Regions from separate parts of the Homo sapiens genome. Here region 1 is linked to region 2. Evidence: chromatin loops called from intact Hi-C (ENCODE). Cell type or tissue: endothelial cell of umbilical vein. All regions are shown on one strand. Links, peaks and the distances in the headings refer to the core of each region. The heading gives the core; the rest is flanking DNA.

Region 1 (4,834 bases), core at 1,276-3,775, 630 kb after region 2:
AGTTTTACCGCACTGCCTGTCAGTCTTTTATGAAGAAAAGCTTTCCTCCAAGGGGAAAATCCCTTCCCTGACAGCCACCCCCCACCCCCCTCCAGGACATAAGAAAGGTGTCATATGACATTCAATAAGACTGAGTATTCTATACAAGATTGAAAAATAAATTTCTATTTTAGTTGCTTTTGATCTTTTTTAAAAATCAGAACACTGTGTGGGAATGGAACTTTCTAACAAAGATGTTTGTGTATCTTTATTTTGAATGTCATAAAATAATATAATTTTGGAGTTTTTAATAAGGCTTACTGGAGTCAACCTTCTCACTACAGATGAGTAGTTCAGTGATTTGCAACTTACTATATTTGGAAATAAAGACAATGTTGAGATTCTGTCACTTCTCTTTACTCCACAATTAACAACCAACCCGAACTAAAACGGAAACTTTACGAAGAAGTTATCTGACAAAAATGCTGCTTCTTTCCAATGCTAAAATTCTGAAAACATTTAAATTACCCACAATATGATAAGTAAAGGGACATTTAATGGGTATTTGAGCTTATAATTGGTTAAGGGTTGGACTTGAAAATATATTTATTGGCACTACAAAATAAACTCTCTGTATACCATTTTCCTGATTAAAGTTTTAACACACTTAACTCAGTAGTTATTGAATGATGGGGGGATCAGTGTTTCTCTAATATGAAAGGTGACCACTTTAATTTTTAAGAGATAACATCTTGTTCAGTATATATTCTCCAAAAAATAATCCGTTTATGCAATATTATCTATTTGACAAATTTAGCCTTAAAAAATGCCTCATTTATTCAACTCTGGGATATCATGAAGACAACTAAGGTTTGACACAACAGCCTAATTTCTACATTCTCATTTTCCAAATTTTGATTGACAAGCTGAAGGGCACTGCATGTAAAGGAAAAGTTTTAAAGAAACAGAACCAGTTGCAGTTATGCCCAGGGAAACTATTGCCACTACTCTATAATCAAACCCTGTGCTAAGATTGCTTGAGAAGTTGTGAGGGACTTTAGTGAAAAAGCAGCTGCTAGCCCCATGATCTTTATTTTGTTACTGAGATACATTGTCATATAGAGGACAATATGAATGAATTAGTAAATGTTTATAGATTATAGAATATGCTGGGGAAGGAAGAGAAACTCCTATGTCTTATTTTCCTGATACATCCGCTAACTTTACACAGAGTCCCTGAATCATAGCAGATACAAATGTGCAGCCTTCCTGCAGGGGTCCTCATCCTTATTTTTGCTGTGTAGGCACTGACAATCTAATAACTACCATAACTTCAACGTAGTGACTACAACAAGAGATATTTCAAGACATAAGCAACAAAAATAATATGCTATAAAGTATCTGTGATACATCATATTTGTAATTCAAGAAAACAGTAAATTTCAGTTACAGGACAATAACAACAAAAACGTATTTTTGTTCCCATCATGGATCTCCTGAATTCTATGCACAGATGAAGAGGGTTCTGTGGACCTGATATTTAAAACATCAGATTAGAGAGCAAACAAAAAACTACTTACTATAATCATCAGAGAAATGCAAATCAAAACCACAAGAGATACCACTTCAGCTAGAATGGTTATTATAAAAGAGATAAAAGAAAACAAGTTTTGGCAAGAATGTGGAGAAAAGGGAACCTTTGTACACTGTTGGTGGAATTTTAAATTAGTACAGCCATTATGAAAGTAAATTGGTATATAGAAGAGACCTCTCCTGTCATGTGGATTACAGCACTATTCACTGTAGCCAAGATATGGAGTCAACCTAAGTGTCAAACAATAGATGAATGGATAAAGAAAATGTGATATATCTACACAATGGAATAGTATTTAGCCATAAAAATGAGTGACGTCCTGTCATTTGTGACAACATGGATGAACCTAGGGACATCATGTTAAGTGAAATAAGACAGGCACAGAAACAAATATGCCATGTTCTCACTCCTATGTGGAATCTTAAAGCAAAGAAGTTGACATCAAAGAAGCAGAAGCAGAGAGAGTAGAACAGTGGTTACTAGAGACTGGGGAGGGGTAGGGCAGGAGAAAGATGGGGAGAGTTGGCTTATGAGGACAAAGTTACAGTTAGATAGGAAGAGTAAGTCCTGGTAATCTGTTGCAGAGTATATTGACAATGGTTAACAGTAAAAGATGGTATATTAAAAATAGCTAGAAGGGAGGCTTTGAATATTCTCATCACAAAGAAATCTAAATGCATGAGATGATGGATACACTAACCTCACAACACATGTATGTATGGAAATGTCAAATTGTACCCCAGAAATAGATACAATCATGTGCCCAGTTAAAATAATGAATCATTTTTAAGTTAGACCACTTAAACAAACCAAAAAAAACCCTCTATTTACTACAAAATAAAATTTAAACTTGTCAATATGAGATTTGTTTACTCCTCCCTAAAAGATAGTCTAATTTATATGTAATGTAATAAGGTTTAATTAATCCATAGAATAATGTTTGATAGGAGGAAAAGGGGTCAATGTTTGAACATACATGTGCTTGCTTTACCTTCTTCATGCCTTTAGTCTTTCTGAAAAACATAAAAAGCAGATGCCTGATTAAGGCAGTAAAATATCTTCATGATAAAAAAATGGACAGAGAGCTCCTGGATCAGTATTTGACTCATTTACTTATTTCCTCCGAGTTCAGTAGTTTCATGTTTATATATTCAGGCTTCCTTTGGCCCAGCCGTTTCTTTGCTTTGGCTTTGTTTTACCTAGGCAACTGTCCAGATGATGTTAGCCAAAATCCACTTTGGACATTTTCTGGAGTTTAGAGAGCCATGTGTGAGGCTTGTACTTTATTCATTAAACTTTTATGTTAAGTTATAATTTACACTAAACTTCATTTACAAACAGACGTTTTAACAAAAGAAACTTGATGACTGAGATGTTTAGCCCTCAAATTATTTTTTCTTTGTGTTGTTGTTATTGCTGAGGCTGAAATTAACTTACATGTTCATTGTTTAATTAAAATTTAAAAACACTGAAATACATTAGTGATTAAACTGTGCACCATCGTATGAAGGGATAATATATTTTGGCAAGCATAGATTTTTGCCTCAAAATTAACTGAATTGATAATAATTATAAAGCTATACTAAGTTGAATAAGGCAAAAATGGAGAAAGAAACAGTATTGATACCTATTCGTGATTTCTTATGTATCAGATTTTGTATGTGTTATCTCATTCAATCTTTACAGTAAATGTAAGAGGAAGGCATTATTATAATATTATTACTGGAACCAAGATTAAGTAATTTCCCAAGGTCACCACTAATTGACATATGTGGAATTCATGCCCGGGTATTTCTGTCTCCTTATGAACAACATAACCCTGGATGTGTAGCTAAGAAAAAAAAAAAAACAAAAACCTAGCCATTATGGACACAATTTCCAAGACATCTCATAACAGGTTGATCTCAAGCCAGTAAATATAAACACACCGCAGCCTAGAGTTCACTTTTCCCCCTTCTGATTTTCTCAAGGAGCTAGTTTCTTTTGGGCATCACATTTTTTACACAAAACTGAGTTATCAGTTTTTAAGGCATAAAATTGACACATAAATGAGATGATTCACACGACAGTTGAATCTCCTGTAAAGCTATTTTTAGTTTCATTTTTAGCTTAAGAAATAAGGAATTTCTTTTTCAAGTTACATTTTTTTTTAACCTAAAAAGATTTTTTCCTTAACAGATTCAACAACTTATGGACTTACACTCCCAAATGTCTTCATTTTTTAAAAATTTATTTGTATTATTTTGTTCTTATAGTCAAATAGATAATAATACCATGATTTCTTCTGGGGGGAATAGAGTAGGTGGAGTAGTGGGCAGCCCACAATAGAGAACAATAGTTTGTCTTTGTATAAAGGTAAAAGTGTGAATCTTGTGTCATGTTCATAGTCTCTCTCTCTCTCTCACACACACACACTCTCACTCTCTTTCTCTCTCTCTCCTCTCTCTCTCTCTCTTTCTCTCAGACTGCCATGCACTTGGGGTCATTAAAAGAGCAGCTAACCATTTGACACAGTGTTTGGATTCTCACCCCTACACCACAGACCCTCATTACCAAACTGTTAATCACTGCCAAAAGAGCAAGTCCCCTGGCAGCCCTCAAGCCCCCATCCCCCAAAGCAGATCTTTCCACACTTGGTATCAAATTGCATTGTAGTTACAACACTGGGACTGAGTCCTTTAATTGTACATTAGCAACAAGGAAGTTCTTTTCTAGCTCGGATTTAAGTGTTTCTTCGACTATCTAGTGCATGTTTGTACATCAGTAAGAAGTATAGAGGTTAAAATTTGTTCTCACAAACACCATTCCTCAAACATACACATTATACACAAAGCACCTGAAGCCCAGCTCTGAGTCCAAATTCCATTTCTAAGATGTTCAACCTGCTATTTGGAAGTTTTGTGTATTTTTTATTATATTGGAAATTGCCCCATCTATTATTTGGCTATAAGGTTAGTGACACAACTAGCTACTCAAGAGAAAAATTTGTTTCATCAACAATCATTTTGTTTATTTGATATCAAATAGCTGAACAGGAGGATGTTTTCCACTGATGGTTTCAGTGGGCTTGTTGAAATGAAGTGGAGTGTTGATAGTGTGGAAACTGAGCCAAGAAGTGAGGAGATAGAATTTGATTTAATATAATGACCCACAGGGCTAATTTCAGTGTTTCTGGCATATCTTTGTTTTTTAAAAGCAATTTTCATATTCTAGCACCTAAAGCTTCATTAAAAATACAGTCTTTCTCATGGCAATGTGAAG
Region 2 (4,834 bases), core at 1,421-3,920:
CTCAAGTTCCATCCCAGAACCTGATGTTTTTATTTGGAGCACTGGCCTTGGCAACACATGTTCCTTCCTCACCTTTCTGCAGCCTCTCACTCCCCACTGTCGCCCACTCCTCATAGGCTATCCTCAGGAATGGCATTGGTGGAGTGTTGGTGAAGGTGTAGCTGCAAGCATTCTGATCTTTATTTTACAAACTCTAAACCCAGAAGACTCCAAACCCAGAAAAGTCTAAGTCACAGAAAGCAAAGGAACAGTCTTATTTCAGACACATCTACAGTCTTTGCTGGTTAAATGTCAGGAAGCCCACAAAAAGCTGCCAGACATTTCAGGGTATGAATTTCGTATCTGTACTTCTTGACATCTGCTGGGCTACCATGCCCTTCAATTTACCAAAATATGGAAATTTCCTTATGGCATTCTACCCAAATAATGAGGAAAATGTTGATGCTTCTCTCAGCCTCAGGACCTTAAAGCCACACTGTTCCTAACCACGCTTGCCTATATGGCACTTAGCACTTTACACAAAAAACAAACAGAGGTGTTTATTCCCTGGCAGTTAATATAAATGCTTTCTGTTTTGTAAAATAGGAACAGTATTTGATTCCATTATCACAGATCTCTTGTGGACAAGTCAAAATTCTTCAATTAAGGTTATATCTAGTTAAAGGAATTTTTCTCTTTGGTCTACATCCCCACCCTGAATGTCCTTGCCTGTTAGTTCCTTGCAGGTGAAAGGTAAAAAACCTTTGCAACTTCATGCTATAATTGTGCCTTTGAATTTTCAGAGGAAAAGACAGTGAGAGAGCAAGAGCAGATTGAGAAGCAGAAGAGTGAGTCGCAAAAAGAGAAAATGACAGAAATGGAGCACCCTGGTGAGTCCCAACCACATCCATTCTTGATGATAACAACCAAAGCTCAGAAAATGATTTCTTACAGAATGTTGTATCAAAAGGAGCATATTGTATGTGCAAAGTTGCTGCAGCTTTCCTAAGTTGGCTTCAAACTATCCAACTATGATGTTAACATATTACCTTCAGCCAGTATGATACACATATTGGAATGTTTTGTATCATTGACTACTTTTCCTGTGTCTGTCCACTCTACTGTTTCAAACCCCTGGTACTGGGACAGTGATTGAACCCAGGTATTCTTGTCAATAATAGTTGGAGGGGCTTAGCAATAGATCAAGGTATAGAAGAATTAAACCTGCTATAGCTTGATCTACTTTGAGATTAGAGTGTACAGGGTCCTCTCCAACCTGACACACTTGGCCCTTTTCTGACATAGGTTTAGTAAGTTTTGTGTGCATTTGTAGATATTTTTTCATTCCTAGGGGTTTGGCTTCATTGAGATGTGAGTTGTGGAGCCAAAATACCAGAGAGGCTGACTGTTTTTGTAGCAAGAGTTAGTTTATTTTGTGGTTGGGTTTGAAAAAGAAAAAGCTAAAAACTGCCCTCAAATATCTGATTTAGCTGATTGCTAGGTTATCTAAATCAACTTGAAAACTTTGGATAAGCATTATTCAAACACTAAAGGCAACAAAAGTCTATTTCATTATGTTTGCTCTGATACCTAGCTTCCCGGCTGACTTCTTTTCCAGTTCCTTTCATCCTTTCACAAACCTGAGGAATGAACATACAGAAAAGGCATTTTACTTAGTTACTATTAGAAAGCATGAATATCATCAACTCATATATCTTTATTCAGTTTAGTACTCTGCAGACATCCTTGTTGGATATTTTATTCTGGGATTGTTAGAACTAAAGTTAGCCTTAATGACTTAAAGCAATGATTTTCATAAATTTCTCCTGAAATGATGTTTTGGTACAAAATGCCCTGAAAATGATTTAACTATAGATAACACTGAGAATTTTACTTACTGCTGCTCATCAGAAAGACACCCTGGGTCTCCTTTCCCTCTCTCCACCCCTTATCCCCTTTCTCAGAGATTAATTGAGGAAACATTTAAAAAAGTTTTCAGTTTTGGTTAGGAAATAACATCATTAAGCAAGTTTTGCTGGGTGATGTGTAATCACTGAAACGCCAATTTGTTCAGGAAGCAGGAATTAACACCTTTGCTCTAGTGAAAAAGAAATTGGTACAAGACTTTAAGGAAGTCAAAATGATGAAGTTTGGATTAAGCTCTTAGCAGGAAAGGCAAAGGCCACAGTGAAAGCAATCCTGAGCTGGCCAGCCCTGTAAACAACTGCTAGCCCCTGGTTAAGTGTCTTTTTCTTTTGACATAGAGAAGTTAAAATATAGTGCAATTTAATATAGTCAGCACACTTCACCCTAAAATCCAATCAATTTATTAAAGAAAAAAAGGTCCATTCAACCCAGCCATTATACATGACTCTATAGTTCTTGGAAATAACTATAGTCAGCTCTGGAAACAGAAAACTAATCCAACTGACCACTTGAGGGAGGTGGTGGGTTATCTTGTCTAGAAAAAGGACCTCAGTTCCTTCTTTGTAGTGTGCAATTTTAAGAACTTTGAATACCTCCTGTGACCTATGGGTAAAATGAGATCACAGGAACCCAGACAATGGCCTTTTCTCCACTTGGATCTATAATCTAATTTTCCTATAAAGTAAGGGGAATAAAATAGATTTACAGAACACTTGTGATGGTCTAGCTGATGGATCACTTTAAAAAGAGAGAAAGAGGCAAAGTATGGGTAGTTTATTTTCACAAATCAGTTTTAGTTTTTTTCTATGAAATTAATGAACAAGAAGCCCATTAAAATGATTGTTACAATTCTTCTTTTTAATTGTTTACTCTATTAAGGTGACAATACTTGACAGCTTGATATATGAACAGTGTTCACTTGCCCAACATAAACATCAATTATAACATGAAAATGCGATGGTCCTTCAACCCTTCATTCACTCATCCAGGTTAAATGCAGAATTTGGAAAGAAACCAAAATTAAAGTTAATTTTACCTAGACTTCAACAGATGTTTTTTAACAAGAAAAAAAAAAACAAAGAAATTGTGGCTGAAGAAAAGTTAGCTGAGATGAAGAGTAAAATGGGTCATGTAGGAACAAAGTCATTGTATTTCATCAGAGTCAAGAAAATTATTAATTATTGAAATGGGAAATCAAATCATTAAAGTATGAATACCATTGGCTCTCTGATTTCTTCTTTCCCAGGTATCATAAAATATGCTTGAACTTGGGTTAATTCCTCTTGGACTGAATTGTAGTGCCATAAACCAAGCTTTTCAAAAAGATTGGATGCAAAACTATTATGGCAACAGGAATTTTTATCAACATAAAGCAGGATTTAATGCAGGTATATAGTATATAGAGTCAAAAAGGATTATAAGATTTATAATGAAAAACAGCAGTACTCTACTTCTCCATTTGCTATCCCCAACTCTCGATGTGCAGATACCAATTTCAACTTGTTTAGCTATTTCTTCTGGCATCTAATTCCAAATGGCTAAATAACATGTTTATACTAATTTCTTATATATGTGCAATAAAGCTTTAGGTATTTTCTATTGCTTCCTCTTATTGGAGAAAAGAATCCAGCCCTATCAACTCTCCCCACACCACTTAATATATACTTCCCATTTCCTCAGCCTCTAAATGCTGGTAAATTACCATTTTTGGTTTAACCTCTATTCTGTGTTTGCTTTATTATGACTACATAAATACTATACACAGCTGAGCTCAGAAGGGTGCTCTGACCTTTTTTTTCAACTCTTTGCTTTCCTAAATGAAAAATTGCACGATTTTTTCATTAGCTGATTTTTATATTTCTACTACTGATTCATCCCCCAAATCCAAGGTATACAGCCTCTCTCAATGCAAATATAATAAGTGATCCATCAGTTTCATTTTTTTCAAAGTATCCATCCCCTTTCCCTTAAGCCCTCTGGCTGCCTCCTCCCACAACTGGTTGTTCCCTGTGCCTACTGCAAGCTCTGGTCCAGGGTCTTCCCCTTACTATCAAACTGGGGATTCTCTTTAACCCTTTCCATTGTTATATTTTAAAATTTCAAGAGCGATCTTATGTTTTCAGAATACTCTATGTTAAAAAATACATAACATTATTTTCTTATTTCATCAGATGGAATAGTGCTTTTATTTAGCTTTCTAAATTTATTTATTATAGTTTCTTTAAAGTTTTTATGGTAGGCACTGGATGCAACACTCAGATCACCCTTCAAGGAAAGAGTTGTTGCCCAAGATCACCTTCCCTTTTTGAGGTAGCCACACCCAAAGACTGTTCCATGTGAGCTATGAGTGCTTGGCCATCTTGGCCCAATGTGGGAGAGTTCTGAAGGGCTGTTCTAGCCCCAGACACTGAGGCTGAGGCTGTCATGGGACTGGCCTTGCAGCTTGCCTTCTTTGTTAGCCCACCCCTGCTTTTGTCCCCTCCAAAGTGACTCCCTAATAAATATCTTGCATGCTCAAGCCCATTTCAGAGTCTACCTCCCAGGGAAACATAGCTGTGACTATATTCTTCTTCATACAATATATCTGTCTCTTCTAAGTTACTTTTATTCTGTTTATGCATTGTAGACTCTGACTTCTATGCTAGATACTTTCTGTTCTGCCTTATGTGAAAGACAAGTTGATTGAAATCCTAAGTATGTATAGCGCATGTTTCCTTAGGGTCACCATGTAGAAAAACTGAGAAAACCAGCTGTTTATTTGGTGTCTAGGTCTTTTTTCTTGACCCCAGACAGTTTCATCTTTTCTCCTGCTTGGGGAGCATAAACCTGGCTAGCAGCTTTCTGGGATCTAGTCAGGGAAGCGGTTGGGAGTTACATTATCAGTGTAAACATTTTAATTTAATAGTCTAGGTTTTTAGTCTGGAATTTC

What was found. A loop is a pair of places that touch in the nucleus more often than their neighbours do. Peaks named below come from ENCODE experiments on the same cell type or tissue, not always from the same donor. Only the 100,000 strongest peaks of a DNase experiment are listed, where the experiment ranks them.
Region 1: it touches region 2 in a loop (3-fold over the local background); 1 of 110 quality-filtered maps calls a loop at or near these places.

Annotation. Positions count from the first base shown.
Region 1 is chr6:126,808,757-126,813,590 of GRCh38, forward strand. No RefSeq gene overlaps it. Among named protein-coding and RNA genes, the nearest start is that of RSPO3, 310 kb to the right of the region's middle. In endothelial cell of umbilical vein, for the core only: no CTCF peak of the experiment used is centred there; DNase peaks (open chromatin) are centred at 2,775 and 3,445; H3K27ac peaks cover 1,376 bases.
Region 2 is chr6:126,174,043-126,178,876 of GRCh38, forward strand. It overlaps a transcript of TRMT11 not described here. Among named protein-coding and RNA genes, the nearest start is that of CENPW, 160 kb to the right of the region's middle. In endothelial cell of umbilical vein, for the core only: a CTCF peak has its summit at 2,402 (motif pointing right); a DNase peak (open chromatin) is centred at 2,449.